2 separate regions of the Homo sapiens genome follow, and region 2 is linked to region 1. A link is an interaction called in ENCODE POLR2A ChIA-PET data of the cell type or tissue named here. Cell type or tissue: GM12878. All regions are shown on one strand.

Region 1 (8,000 bases):
AAAAGGAAATTCAGGCTTACTGAGTTGTTATTGCTAATTCAACTCATCAAAGTTGAGGTCTGTGTCTGTCTGTAGCTTCCTTCTATTTCACTTTTTTTTTTTTTTTTTTTTTGAGACGGAATCTCGCTCTGTTGCCCAGGCTGGAGTGCAATGGCGCAATCTCAGTTCACTGCAACCTCCGCCTCCTGGGTTCAAGCAATTCTCCTGCCTCAGCCTTCCAAGTAGCTGGGACTACAGGCGCGTGCCACCACGCCCAGCTAATTTTTGTATTTTTAGTAGAGACGGGGTTTCACCATGTTGGCCAGGATGGTCTTGATCTCTTGACCTCGTGATCCACGTGCCCAGCCCTATTTCACTTGTTGTAGGAAATGCACTGTTTGGCCCGGTAATGCACCAGGCTTGAATTGTTGGGTTTTGAGATCCTATGTGAACCACCATGCCATCCAGTAAAGGCAATCTGTAATCTCTACTGTTTGATAAGTACTTCCTGCCTCAACTGCTAGTACGACCAGACACTATTTCAGCTAAAACCCCAGCTCGAAGACCAAAGAAGTGGGTTGGCTTGTCTCTGACAGTCACGCTTTTGATTCTTTTACTTCCTTTGTGGACACAAGATGGTGGAGATGGCTCAGAAGTTGGGAGCTGCTCTCCAGGTTGGGGAGGCACTGGTCTGGACCAAACCAGTTAAAGATCCCAAATCAAAGCACCAGACCACTTCAACCAGCAAACCTGCCAGTTTCCAGCAGCCTCTGGGCTCTAATCAAGCTCTAGGACAGGCAATGTCTTCAGCAGCTGCATACAGGACGCTCCCCTCAGGTAGGACCATACAGAGCTCCATGAAGACCTGGCAGGTACAAGCCACATGTGTCTGTCAGCAGAGATTATAGCTTTCAGTGAGGTTCTCTTCAGACTCATATGTCCAACGTAGTATTGGCCACAAGGGGAGAAAAAAAACACAGGGTGGCTAAATTGGCACTTGTTTCCTTAAGGCGAGCTATGTAGTAGGTAACAGCTACTCACAGACTTAGTTGGATGGTCTATACACTGGTCTTTCCAATTTTAGCAATATGTTATTAAGTATATCCTGTTATGCAATGTTTAATTTTTACTGCTTTATCAGAAGTTGACACGTAAATATTTTTCAGTGACTCATTGAAGGCAAACTTGACTGTTGCTTTATTTCTCAGTTATAGTCTTCCCTTATAGTTAATGGGTCAGTCCCACTGGTTCCAGAAAATATGGGGTTTCCTCTTGAACTCTAACAGCAAAAAAGAATGATTTCTTCTGAAATTGTGGAACATGAGGATTCAAGTTTTTATTTTGTTACTAGGTGCTGGAGGAACATCCCAGTTCACAAAGCCCCCATCTCTTCCTCTGGAGCCAGAGCCTGCGGTGGAATCAAGTCCAACTGAAACATCAGAACAAATAAGAGAGAAATAAGAATAGAATGAATGACCCCAAAATAGGGTTTTCTTGGGCGAGGATGTGCTGGATTAGGAAAGGTGACATGACACAGGCAGAGCAGAGTGGCACCCACCACAGAATACAGTGTGTGTTATTACGAGGAGCCAGCAGTTGAGCCTAAGGTCCTTCTACCTACCTGGTATTGGCATTTGAGGTCGGAAACCCTCTACTGCCCCATAAGCCAGGAAAAGTGAAAAGAGAACACAGTTCCTTTAAGAACTGGCAGCAAGGCTTGAGGCCTTATGTATGTAGCTGAGTCAGCAAGGTACATGATGCTGTCTGCTTTCAAAAGGACTTTTCTCTCCTAGCTGACTGACTCCTTCCTTAGTTCAAGGAACAGCTGAGACAGACCTCTGCTGAGTAGCTCTGTGATGACAAAGCCTTGGTTTAACTGAGGTGATCCTCAGGTTGTGAGGTTTATTAGTCCCCAAGGCAAACACAAATATTAGATTAATAATCCAACTTTAATAGTATACATTTAAAAGAAAAAAAACAAAAGCCCTGGAAGTTGAGGCCAAGCCTGCTGAGTATTGCAGCTGCATTTGCCCAAAGGGAATCCAGAACAAGTCCCTCCCTGTATTTTGTTCTTGAGAGGGGTCAGTCTAGAAGCTAGATCCTATCAGGATGAGGAGCAGCAGCCCAGGGCTTGTCTGGATCAGCACCAACGATTTTAAAGAAAAAAGGAAGAGTTTCTTAGATGAGTAATTGTTATTGAAGATAGTCAGTGATAACCACTGACCAGATGCTATCAATACACTATGTGTCCTTTTTAGAATAAAGATTACATATCATCATTCCTTTGGGGAAAATTGTTATTCAGGTATAAAAACAAGAGATCATAATAAAAACCTAAAAGAACCTATGATCACGGTCTTCCCTTACCTGTGTCTAAGCCTATTTTGAAATTGGAGGAGGAACCTCAAGGCCAAGTTCCTGCTTGGTACAGGCATGGCCTCTGCAGCAACCCTGATGCATGATAAGCCAGCAATTTGCTTACTGAGGGCCAGTCCCCATTTTGCACTGAAAGTGCCCTTTAATCACCATAATTTAAAGATAGATAGATTAGATAGATGATAGATAGAAAACTGACCTACTACCAAACCGGTTGGAGTTCCTTATTTTATTACAGGGTCTGTTTTGACATTGAAGAAGCAGCTAACTGAGCAGGACCCCCTTCATTTCTTGTATCTCAAAAAGTATCAGAAGTGATGCCTTTGTCATTCAGCTGGTGGTATGTGGCAAACGTGGATTTGTACCCTGAACAATTGAGAACACTTCTACTTCAGCATGGAGTCTAGTATATTAGAATGAAATGGTCTAGTTACTTTCTGAAACTGGAAAAGTCTTAGTGAAAAAAGAGGAAGAGAGATTTAGGAGCTAATATCAACAGGAATTGGGGATTGATTGGATGTGGCAGGTTAATAATTGGGTACCCATTTCAGGGCTTAGATAACCAGGGAGAGTAAAGGAATATTGGACTAGGGTTGAGGGTTGGTTGTGGAATCTAGTTTTAGATGTTTAAGATATCTAATGATGATATCCATCAGATACCTGAATAGCTAGATTTCAGGAATGAAACCTGGTTTGAAGATAAAGATTCAGGAGTAGGCCAGATACGGTGGCTCACACGTGTAATCCCAGCACTTTGGGAGGCCAAAGCCAGAGGATCACTTGAACCCAGGAGTTGGAGACTGGCCTGGGCAAGATGGCTCAGACCTCATGTCTACAAAAAATTAAAAAGCCAGGCGCAGTTGTGCGCACCTATAGTTTCAGCTATTTGGGAGACTGAGGCAAGAGGATCACTTGAGCCTAGGAATTTGAGGTGGCAGTAAGCTATGATCATGCCACTGCACTCCAGCCTGGGAAACAAAGCAAGACCCCATCTCAAAAAAAAATTTTTTAAGATTCAGGAGTAATTTAGATTTGAGGAATCATCAAAACCATAGTTTTGAAAGGAGTCATCCACGGAAAGCTAGGAATAAGACGACAGGCAACCAAATGAAAGAAAATAAGTATTTAGAGGGAGAAGCAGAAGAGCCCACAAAAAAGCATATGATACAAGAAAAAACCCAGGAGAGTGGTATTATGGGAAGCCAACGAAGAAAGGTTTGGGAAGAGAATGGTCAGCCTCATTGAACACTTCCAACAGAGAGGTACTGTTATCCCCATTTTATAGAAGAGAAAGCTTAGGTTAGGAGAGACAAAACAAATTTTCAAAGGTAAGTGGCAGGACCAGGATTTTAATCCAGGTCTGGATGCAGAGCTCTTGCTCTTAACCATCAATCATCAAGCAGTGATGTATCTTTGATGAAGCAGTGGTGGCAACAGAAACTTAAGGACTTGAAGACTGAATGAGTAGATATTGGACTACTTTTATTTCAGAAAGCTTTGATGTAGAGGGAAGAGGTTTTCAGAGGACAGAACTGTATTCATTACTCTGATATGAGAAACTTCTAATATTTGGGGAGAGAAGGGTAAAAAGGTAGTCTTTTTTAAGTATAGCATGGTGGAAACAGAGAATGCAAGAGTAGAGTTTTTGAGTTTTTCCACATTTGGGGGCAAGATGGTGCTTTGCTTCCAGGGATAGCAGTAAAGAAGCAATGCTTTCCACATTAATTTGACTTAGATTTTCTTTTAAAAATAAACTCTACTAGGGTGTGCAGGGTCAGTCTTTTGGGCATGTGAATTTGCAATTTTTCTTTTACTCTGGTGAGATAGGAGCTATTCTAACTTCTAGTATGGGGGTTGGTTGCTCATGTCATCAGAATTTGTAACAGAATTAGGAAAATGAAACCAAGAACATAATCACAGCTACGGATGTGGTTTTAGAAAACTGAAAGAGAGAGGCAGGAAAGTAGAAGTATGAACTAGCAATGAGAAAAAAGTATCCTTCTTGCTGAATAATATTGGGCAAAACTGTGCATTCCAAAGACAGTAAACCACTTTGGAGTGTGTCACTACAATGATTTTTGTTTTCAAGGAAAACTCATTATTGTCTGATAATGGCTTAGTAGTTCATGTCGGACCAATCCTTCCATAAATAACAAATGTAAACAAGTGGTAAATATAAAATACTCTCTCGGTTTAACTTTAAAAAAATACATATGATTGTTCAAAGAAAAAATATCACAGTGTATGTGAGGCTGAACATACATAAATAACATGACAACTATAAAGCATATATGGTTGCAAGGTTTTAATATTTTATGTAGTGGGACACAAAATTAATCCTAAATAGTTTGTGAAAAGCTGAACATGGTCCTAGCCAGAGCAATCAGACAAGAGAAAGAAAGGGCATCCAGATCAGTAAAGAAGAAGTAAAACTGTCGCTGTTTGCTGATGACATGATCGTATACCTAGAAAACCTTAAAGACTCATCCAAAAAGCTCCTAGAACTGGTAAATCAATTCAGCAAAGTTTCAGGATACAAAAGTAAAGTAAAGTACATAAATCAGTAGCCCTGCTATATGCCAACAGCAACCAAGCTGAGAAATCAAGAACCCAACCCCTTTTACAATAGCTGCAAAAAAACAAAAAACAAACAAAAAAACAACTTAGGAATATACTGAACCAAGGAAGTAAAAGACCTCTACAAGGAAAACTACAAAACATCACTGAAAGAAATCATAGATGACGCAAACAAATGGAAATACATCCCATGCTCATGTATGGGTAGAATCGATATTGTGAAAATGACCATACTGCCAAAAGCAATCTAGAGGTTCAGTGCAATTCCCATCAAAATACCAAAATCATTCTTCACAGAATTAGAAAAAACAATCCTAAAATTCATATGAAACCAAAAAAGGGCCCGCATAGCCAAAGCAAGACTAAGTAAAAAGAACAAATCTGCAAAGCCAAAGTGAGACTAAGTAAAAAGAACAAATCTGGAGGCATCACATTATCTGACTTCGAACTATACTACAAGGCCATAGTCACCAGAAGAGTGTGGTACTGGTATAAAATCAGGCATATAGACCAATGGAACAGAATAGAGAACCCATAAATAAAACCAAATACTTACAGTCAACTGATCTTCGGCAAGCAAACAAAAAAGTGGGGAAAGGACACCCTATTCAACAGATGGTGCTGGGTTAATTGGCAAGCCACAAATAGAAGAATGAAACTGGATCCTCATCTCTCATCTTATACAAAAATCAACTCAAGATGGATCAAACACTTAAATCTAAGACCTGAAACCATAAAATTCTAGAAGATAACATTGAAAAAAATCCTTCTCAACATTGGCCTAGGCAAAGACTTCATGACTAAAGAACCCAAAAGCAAACGAAACGAAAACAAAGATAAATAAATGGGACTTAATTAAACTAAAAAGCTTCTGCACAACAAAATAAATAATCAGCAGACTAAACAGACAACCCGCAGAGTAGGAGAAAATTTCTGCAATCTATACACCTGATGAAGGACTAATATCCAGAATCTACAAGGAACTCAGATCAGCAAAAAAAAAAAAAAAAAATCCCATCAAAAAGTGGGCTAAGGACATGAACAGACAATTCTCAAAAGATATACAAATGGCCAAGAAATGTGAAAAAATGCTCAACATTGCTAAAGATCAGGGAAATGCAAATCATAACCACAATGTGATACCACCTTACTGCCACAAGAATGGCCATAGTCAAAAAATCAAAATATAGATGTTGGCATGGATGTGGTGAAAAGGAAACACTTTTACACTGTTGGTGGGAAAGTAAACTAGTATAACCACTATGGAAAACTGTGGAGATTCCTTAACTAAAAGTAGTTCTACCACCTGATTCAGCAATACCACCCCTGGATATCTTACCCAGAGGAAAATAAATCATTATATGAAAAAGATACTTGCACATGCTTGTTTATAGCAGCACAGTTTGCAATTGCAAAAATATGGAACCAGCCCAAGTGCCCATCAACTGATGAGTGAGTAAAGAAATTGTGGCTCATGCCTGCAGTCCCAGCACTTTGGGAGGCCAAGGCAGGCAGATCACTTGAGGCCAGGAGTTTGAGACCACCCTGGCTAACATGGTGAAACCCTATCTCTATTAAAAATACGAAAATTAGCCAGGTGTGGTGGCGCACGCCTGTAGTCCCAGCAAGTCAGGAGGCTGAGGGAGCAGGATTGCTTGAGCCCAGGAGTTTGAGGCTGCAGTGAGCTATGATGGCACCACTGCACTCCAGCCTGAACAACAGAGGGAGACCTTGTCTCTTACACACACACAGCAACTCATAAATCAAGGGAAAAAAAGAAAAAAATACTTTGAACTAAATGATAATGAAAACAAAACGTATAGGATTCAGCCAAAAGCAGTGCTTAGAGGGAAACTTAGAATTGTAAATGCTTCTATCAGAAGAAAGGAGAAAATCAGTGATAACAGGTTTCCACCTTAAGCTAGAAAAAGCAGAGAAAAATAAACCCAAAGTAAGTAGAAGGAACAAACAAACAAGTATTAAAGAAAAATTTGAGAAGCCCCAAATTCTATGGAAAAAAAATTTATGATAAATCCCTACAAAGAGCTGAGTGCGGTGGGTAGCTCATGCCTGTAATCCCAGCACTTAGGGAGGGGGAGTATTGCTTGAGCCCAGGAGTTCAAGACCAGCCTGGGTAACATAGTGAGACCTACGTCTCTCCAAAATAATTTAAAAAATACAGAATAAGTTAGCAGGGCACGGTGTCACATACCTGTGGTCCCAGCTACTTGGGAGGTTGAAGTGGGAGGATTGCTTGAACCCTGGAGATTGAGGCTGCAGTGAGCCATGATTGTGCCACTGCACTCCAGCCTGGGCAATAGAATGAGACCCTCTCTCCTGAAAAAGAAAAAAAAAAAAAAATCCCCAGCTAAACTGATCAAGAAAAAGACAAATTACCAGTATCAGGAATGAAAGCGGGTATAATATTACAGATTCTGCAGACATGAAAAAGGGAATGTTATGAACAGTTTTATGGCAATAAACCTGACAAATGCAACAGACAAAAATCTTTGAAAAATACAACATACTGCCTGGCATAGTGGCACACGCCTGTAGTCCCAGCTACTCAAGAGGCTGAGGCAGGAGAACCGCTTGAACCCAGGAGGCGGAGGTTGCAGTGAGCCAAGATCGTGCCACTGCACTCCAGCCTGGGCGACAGAGCAAGACTTCGTCTCAAAAAAAAAAAAAAAAAACAGAAACAAGATGAAATGTAAAATCTTAAGTCCTACTAAAGAAACAGAATTTGTAAATCAAAAGTAATCCTTGAAAGCAGACTCCTGGCTCAGATGATTATACTGGTAAATTCTGTCAAACATTTATGGGGCAAAATAAATTCAACCTCACAAAAATTTGCAGAAAATAGGAGCGAGAACTTAACTTGTTTGTATCAGGCTAGCAATAACCCTGATGTCAAAACTGGACCAAAGACATTACAAAACAACAAAACTATAGACTATTACCCTGTATGAACATAGGTACAAAAATCCTCAACAGAATATTAGCAAATCAATCCAGCAATATATAAAAAGGTGAATATGTAAATCATGACCAAGTTGGAGTTATCCCAG
Region 2 (8,000 bases), 370 kb before region 1:
GCCTCTTGTAATTTCTCACCTGGATGACTATAAAAAATCTCCCAGGCAGTCTTCCCCTGCCTCCAGGAATACCCATGTCAATCTACTATCCTCAGAGATATTAGAATATGAAGATAAGAGCATGACAGTCTCCGCTTAAAATCTTCCAATGGCTCCCATAGCTTTCAGAATACAGTCCAGAATTCACTGGGTAATCATAAGAAAATGCCTTGTCTTTTTCTGCTCCTGTGCAGGAACTCTCACAATGAACAATGAACTCTTAACAGAACCCTGAAAATGCCATATTTTCTCCATATTTTTCTTTGCACATATTGCTTCCTCCAATTGAAACAAACTTTGCCTTCCCGCCACATCTCCCCTAATTAAGAAACAGCTCTATTTTCCTTTTAGGAAACTTTTCTGTTATTCCCCCCCTCTTTCCTAAGAAACCCTCCTATGTGATCATGCAGCAATGTATACATACATTTTTCAAAACACTTTTCTTAAGATATGCTGTTTATTTGTCTATCTCCTCACCTAGGTTGTGAGTTCCTCAACAGGAGGGACCAATCTCAGTGTCTTTGTATTCCCAGTGCCTGACACACAGCAGTCATTCAGTACATGTTTGCTGAAAAAATGAATGATGTTGGAATTCAAAAAATGCATATTTTATGATTGTGCTATGTGATAATCAGGCATAAATAGCAAGTAGTTAATGTAGAGATTACTTTTATATCCCCAAACCTAGTATTTCTGAAATCCTGAGACTGGGGTGGGCGATGCTAAGAAGACGCCCAGACTTACACAAAGTGCCTTTTCAGACACTGCTCTGAAGACCTCTGGATCCATAAATTCTAAGATTTAGGTCTTTCCACTTCTCTGAGAGGAAGAACTCGTTGCTGTATTAGGGTCACTAATAACTATTAGGGTAACCTGGAAACTATCAATCTTTACCTCAGTGCACAATAGCCTTTCCCTCTACCACCCGTTCCCTCCTGAATCAAAACACTTCCATCGTATCAATGTGTTTGATTCACAGAATCCCAGCACTATGGAAAAAAAACACATTGGTTTCGGTTATAAAGTGGTAGCTGATTTTGCTTCTGGATTGAAAACTAAGAAAGGCAACCCAGACTTTGCCACCTTCCCACTCTTTAATGTCTACTCTGCTCCCATATCCCCTGGTACCCTCCTAGGCTGGTGCCAAAGTTTGTTCCCATGCCCACTTTCTTCTCTTCCCCCTCCCACCTTTATACACATCATATCCAGGTTTCATCTCCCCCATATTCTGCCTAATAAAAGCCCATTATATCATTCATTTCCCACTCATTTCTTCATTCCAACCAAGATATATTGTGCATTTAATGTGCATCAGGAACTGTGCTAGGTGCTGGGGCAGTTAAAAAGAAAAACAAACCCTGGTCCCTGCCCTTGAGGAGATCACAGTCTAGCAGGAGAGATGAACACAAACAATAATTACAAACATTGTGATAAGGGCTATGGTAGATTTAATAGCCACGTCCAGGAAAGGTGGAAGGCTTGACGTTGAAGGGGACCTCTGAGTGGGATCTTGAACCCTGAATTGGTGTTCACCAAGCTACCAAGAGGAGAAAAGGTATTCCAAGCCTGGGAAGTGAATTGGTGTAGCTAGGAGAGAAGTCAAGGCCAACCTTGTCAAACTTCTTATCCCAGTAAAGTGGGAGTCTGTGAAGCCGACTGCCCTGAGCTGGGGCCTTCTCCTTAGTGCTGCTGAATTTAGTCTAGATCATGGTACCTCCTCCTGTAAGTTCCAAGATTCTTCACCCTCCACAGACTATTAATACCTACTTGGAAGTATCACTCTCTCCAGCCCACAGATGAATCCTGAATGTTCTTCCTTCCTCTCATTCCCATCCCATATTTTTTGGGTAAAAGTTGTACCCATCTTTTTTTGGGAAAAGCTGTAGTTAAAAATTTTCTATTTTCCCCTACTTTTAAAACTGATCTGTCCCTCCCAACCCTATCCCCACTGGAAAGAGAACATCTCCCTAAAATTCTAGATCTCAAGGGATAACTTTAGTTATAACATTTTGCACAATTTTCCAATTTTTTTGTAAATACATAAATTTATTAATTTTTAAAATAAAAATGGGCCCAGGCTAGGTGGCTCATACCTGCAACCCCAGCACTTTGGGAGGCTGAGGCAGGTGGATCACTTGAGTTCAAGAGTTCGAGCCCAGCGAACGACTTCAAGGTTCGCCAGTCAACATGGCGAAACCTTGTCTCTACTAAAAATACAAAAATTAGCTGGGCGTGGTAGCAGGCGCCTGTAAACCCAGCTACTTGGGAGGCTGCGGCAGGAGAATCACTTGAACCTGGGAGGTGGCAGCTGCAGTGAGCCAAGCGACCACGCCACTGCACTCTAGCCTTGGTGACAGAGCGAGACTGTCTCAAAAAAACCCCAAAACAAAAAACAAAAACAGAAAAAAAAAATGGGATCCTAATACTATTAGTTTGTAACATTTTTCCCCTTACCAAAATGAGCTGTAGATCTGTTAATGTCAATATATATAGATTTACATCCTTCTTGTAAATGTTGAATATAATTCCAATGATGAGATATACATTAACTTACCTAACTTCTCTTCTGTTTGTAGACATTCGGTAATGTTTCTAAGTTTTTAGTATTATAAACAACACTCTAGTAAACAAATATTCATATATATGTATATAAGCAATTGTGAAAGATATCTGTAGGATAAATTCTTGGAGGTGGAAATGCTAGGCCACAGGTAAGAAAAGTTTTGGTTTTGATACTGCCAAATTCCTCTTCCAAGTTACTGTACTGACTTACACCCAAATCCACATATATGGGCCCATCTCTCCACATCTTTCCAACACTAGAACATCTCAATTCTTTTTCACCATTGCCAGCTGGATTTAAAAAAACACATACATTGTTTCAATTTCAATTTGTATTTCTTTTTAAGTTTTAATTTAATTTTTTTTTTTTTTTTTTTTAGAGACAGGGTCTTGCTCTGTCACCCAGGCTGGAGTGCAGTGGCACAATCATAGCTCACTGCAGCCTCAACCTCCTAGGCTCAAGTGATCCTCCTGCCTCAGCCTCCCAAACAGCTAAGACTACAAGCGTGCACCAGCATGTCAGGCTAATTTTTATTTTTATTTTTTGTAGAGACAGGGTCTCACTATGCTGCCCAGGCTGGTCTTGAACTCTTGGCCTCAAGCATTTCTTTGCATTTACTAGCCAAATTTTTTTTACTCTTTTTTTTGAGACGGAGTCTCGCTCTGTCGCCCAGGCTGGAGTGCAATGGCGCGATCTCGGCTCACCGCAAGCTCCGCCTCCCAGGTTCATGCCATTCTCCTGCCTCAGCCTCCTGAGTAGCTGGGACCACAGGCGCACGCCACCGTGCCCGGCTAATTTTTTATTATTATTATTATTTTTAGTAGAGACGATGTTTCACCATGTTAGCCAGGATGGTCTAGATCTCCTGACCTCATGATCCACCCGCCTTGGCCTCCCAAAGTGCTGGGACTACAGGCGTGAGCCACGGCACCCAGCCATTCTTTTTACTTTTTAAAGTTACTTTTCTTTTATTGACTTGTTGCAAATATCTGCCTCATTTTATCCCTTATTTTTTAACCTTATGCTTTCTTTTGCTTTAATTTTTATGTAGTCAAAGCTATGACTCTTTTCCTTTACGGTCTCTTTATTTGCTTACTTAGAAAGGCCTCCTCTACCCCTAAAATTATAATAATAGTTTCCTTCATTTCTGTCTAACACTTCAATGGTCTTTTATCTTCAGATCTTTAATCTCCCTGGAATTTACTTTTGAGTTTGATATGAGGTAAGGATTTATTTTTTTCCCAATTGGATAACCAGTCATCCTTAGGTATTTATTGACTAATACATCTTTTCACATTTGATCAGAAATACTTCTTTGATCATATATTAAATTCCCACATATATACACATGCTTGCTTGTCTCTGGAATCTATTTTCTTGGTAATCTTATTGTCAGGGAAATCCGCCATGTCATATCTCTACCATATTTTGTCACTTTGCCCAATATATAACCCCCTTTGCTCACTTCTGGTCCTGCACTTCTATTTTTATACATGTTGCTTCCTCTTCTCCACCAGACCACCTGTGTACTACATATCATTCACCTTGTAAACCCTCTGAGATCTTGTTGTGTAGTTACTTAATTACTCAGCCTCTTCTACTTCCTCCCTAACTGAAGCCTGGCTCTCCCCAGGAATACCACACACCACTTCCCCTACAACATGCTCTGAGAGGCAGCCACTTCCCACATCATAGGGTTGAGATATGGGGCTGCTTCTGGGTCATCCATTCCACCACCACCAAGTAATAAAACACCTTTCTTCTGTGGTTCATGTCATCCAGCTGTTAAATCTTCAGCTCTCCTTGTTACAACACTCTGTAGCTTCCTGATCACTTCTTTATTCACTTAATTTTTTTTTTTTTTTGAGATGGAGTCCTCCTCTGTTGCCCAGGCTGGGGTGCAGTGGCGCGATCTCAGCTCACTGCAATCTCCGCCTCCCAGGCTCAAGTGATCCTCCTACCTCAGCCTCCTAAGTAGCTGGGATTACAGGTGTGCACCACCACACCTGGCTAATTTTTCTATTTTTACAAATTAGACGGGGTTTCACCACATTAGCCAAGCTGGTCTCGAACTCCTGACCTCAAGTGATCCCACAGCCTCAGCCTCCCAAAGTGCTGGGATTACAGGTGTGAGCCACCATGCCCAACCTTATTTACTTAATACTTTGGATCCTGTTGCCCAGTATTCCTCTCCACCTCAAGGCTGGCTATTATCCTAGATGATTTTCACACCCAAGAGGAAGAACTAACCCATGTTCTGGCTTAGCAGTCATCCAACAACATCCTCCTCCTCCTCCTCAACCACCCTCCTGTGGTTGCCTTTTGGACCTTCTTCTCCTCGGAAGTGTTCAAACTCATTCTCCCAAGCTCTAGTACTACATAGCTAACTGTTTGCTTGATACCTCATAGTCAACACGTCAAAATCAAATTTACTTTTCATGATTCTCACTCTACCTCTCAACCTCTTAATTTCACTGTTTTTTTTTTGTTTTGTTTTTTGAGATGGAGTTTCACTCCTGTTGCCCAGGCTGGAGTGCAGTGGCGCACTCTCGGCTCACTGCAACCTCCACCTCCTGGATTCAAGCGATTCTGCTGCCTCAGCCTCCAGAGTAGCTGGGATTACAGGAATGCACCACTATGCCCAGCTAATTTTGTATTTTCAGTAGAGATGGGGTTTCTCCATGTTGGTCAGACTGGTCTCGAACTCTCGACCTCAGGTAATCCACCTGCCTCAGCCTCCCAAAGTGCTGGGATTACAGGTGTGAGCCACCACGACCACCAATTTAGCTCTTTTTACTCCTTCCCTTCCTCTCCTACTATTTTCCCTATCTTTGTTAATGGCAGCACGAGTGAATGAGAGCCAACATTCAAACTGCTAAGTCAGAAATCTGGGAGTCATCCTCAGCACCCTTTCCCTCCAACCTAACTCCCACTTCCAAGCAGCCACCTCCTAAATCTCTCTTCAGTCTTTCTAGTTTTCTCTGTCCTTACAGCCATCAACCCAACTTCAGCCACTACTCTCTCTTATCTAGACCACTGTTGGCAGCCTTTTAACTGGGTTTCCTGCCTCTAATCCCACTCTACAGCAAGCCCCAATGTAGCTAGAGTTTAGTCACATCACTTATCCTGTTGACTGGACTTTACTGGCCTTCTTTGACCTTAGGATAAAGCTCCATTCCTTACCAGGGCTTATTAGGCCATTTCATGACCTTTCCATCTATCACCTCTTTAGCTTCAGAACTTGCTGATCCACCCTAGAGTTGTGTACTTCAGCTAGACACCTTGAGTTCCTTGAATATGGCATGAAGGCTTCTCGCCTGTAGGCCTTTTCCACGCGCAGTTCTTTCTATGCGGAATACTATCTTCACCCCCACTAACTTCTACTTTTAGATCTCCTTCAACAGCTCTCTAGGAAAGCCTTTTCAATGTGCACTTTCTCCTTTTCCCCCCATACACTTAGGTCAGGTGTTCCTCTTCTGCACTCCCAAAGTACCTTGTGCTTCAGTTATCATAGAAAAATATCACACTCTGTCTGTATCCCCACTTCCAGAAACTGTAAATTCTTTAAGGACGGGGAAGTTCAATTTAATATTCCTTGGACCTAGTACTATTGACAATTAAAGTTACTTAATAAATACTACCTGTACTAAGAATAGATGGGAGGAAGGAAGAAATGCTACTGGAATCTGGTAACAATGGGCCAGGGATCAAAATATTCATAACCTGAGTGCTTATGAGTAACTAGATGTTAGAAGTTACTACCTATTTGAAGTAATTAACACTAAGATGTGATTAGAGCTTAATCCTGCCAGAGGCCAGTAGTTTTCCAAATTGCTAACTGGACTGACAAAGACGTGTATGAGTATATTACAAGACTGTACAGTGACAAAAGCAAAATTTATGCATGACTGGAATTTCTGCTCCATCCCTACAAGCTGTGTAACCCTGGGCATGTTACTTAGCCTCTATGTCTCCATTCTCAAAGATTGGGATAACACTGACCTCACAGAGCTGTTTATGAAGATTAAAGGGCAATAACATACATCAAGTGCCAGACAATAAATGCTAGTTTCCTTCCGTGTTCTACTTCCCTTTTCCCAATAAGACAGTTTTGCCCCAGCAAACCTCGACTCTCTCATTTGGCCAGAGGAGTCCTGGGGCAGGGTCTCCTATGGCAAAGCCACACTCTAGGAGCAGCTTCCCTGAAGGGTTTTTCATGAGCCTCTTATAGGAGACTGAAGGCTTCACTACTGTGAGATGCCATTCTGTATATGAACAGGCTGACACTTCAAAATACAAGAGGGACATGGCCTTAGAACTCTGAATCTCCCCCAACCTAGGACTGCAGCTCCAGGCAAAACAACAAAGCCACTAATGTGGAATCCTAGTTACAACAAGGACAAGGTTGAACAAACAGTAAGTAGTTAAACTTTTCATGCATAACAGTGTACCTAGTAAGGCATCTCTCTTACCCCCTCAATCCCAAGAGCTTTACAAAAGAAGGGGAAGGCTGCTTAATGACAGCTGACAAACACCCATACGTCCTGTATTTTTGAGTATACGCTTCCACAGAAAGGAGCTCTACACCACACCCAAGCCTAACCAGCCTCAAGATGTGGACACAACAATAGCATACAGCAGTTGGCTGGGGATCAGGGCTGAGTGTGTGGCCAGGAAGCTTAAGCAAATGCCACAGCTTGAAACAGGAACAAAGGACAAGAAGAGAGAAGACTCAAGTTCCTGACCCAATAATGGGTTTTATTCATTACAGCCAGGAATACAGAAGAAAATATAATCCATTTCTGTATTACAATGGACTGTAAACATGTAAACCTTGAGACAGCTCACACCACAGAAAACTCTTCACACATACACCTCTCTGACCCCTACAGACCCAACCTCCTTTCTTCAGCTGACTTTGTTGTCAGTGGCTCCAAAAAGGTCATGGAACCTCTTGAGGATGATGCAAATTGACTCTATTTTATCACTTATTTTCAGGACCAGTAGAAGAAATTTAGGAAACTGCAGAAACATAAGAGTGATCCCTTTCTTTTGTTTTTGTTTCTAGGTTTTTGTTTGTTTGTTTGTTTGTTTGAGACAAGGTCTGGCTCTGTTGTCCAGGCTGGAGTGCAATGACACGATCTCAGCTAACTGCAACCTCCACCTCCTGAGCTCAAGCCATCCTCCCACCTCAGCCTCTGGAGTAGCTGGGACTATAGGCATGAGACACCATGCCCAGCTTTATTTCTTAAAAGAAGTACTGGTAAGGCTGTAAAACTCCTTTCCCTCTATATAACAACAGGAAAGGGATTGAGGCTTATGCCTTGAACAGGCTAAGAAACAGACAACATGCCCTAGCATGAGACGGTTAAAAACAAACAACAACAAAACGACAAGG

What was found. Peaks named below come from ENCODE experiments on the same cell type or tissue, not always from the same donor. Only the 100,000 strongest peaks of a DNase experiment are listed, where the experiment ranks them.
Region 2: POLR2A ChIA-PET joins it to region 1 with 6 read pairs; 2 of 35 experiments call an interaction of 5 or more read pairs at or near these places.

What each region holds. Positions count from the first base shown.
Region 1 is chr15:72,736,148-72,744,147 of GRCh38, forward strand. It overlaps BBS4 (Bardet-Biedl syndrome 4), which reads left to right. Exons shown (of 16, transcript NM_033028.5): 15 at 615-816; 16 at 1,331-2,326. The coding sequence ends at 1,440. Among named protein-coding and RNA genes, the nearest start is that of ADPGK-AS1, 43 kb to the right of the region's middle. In GM12878, no CTCF peak of the experiment used is centred here; a DNase peak (open chromatin) is centred at 4,244; H3K4me3 peaks cover 755 bases; H3K27ac peaks cover 1,828 bases.
Region 2 is chr15:72,361,860-72,369,859 of GRCh38, forward strand. All of the region lies in intron 1 of HEXA (hexosaminidase subunit alpha), which reads right to left. Among named protein-coding and RNA genes, the nearest start is that of HEXA, 10 kb to the right of the region's middle. RefSeq lists an enhancer at 4,326-4,475. In GM12878, no CTCF peak of the experiment used is centred here; a DNase peak (open chromatin) is centred at 4,242; H3K27ac peaks cover 2,423 bases.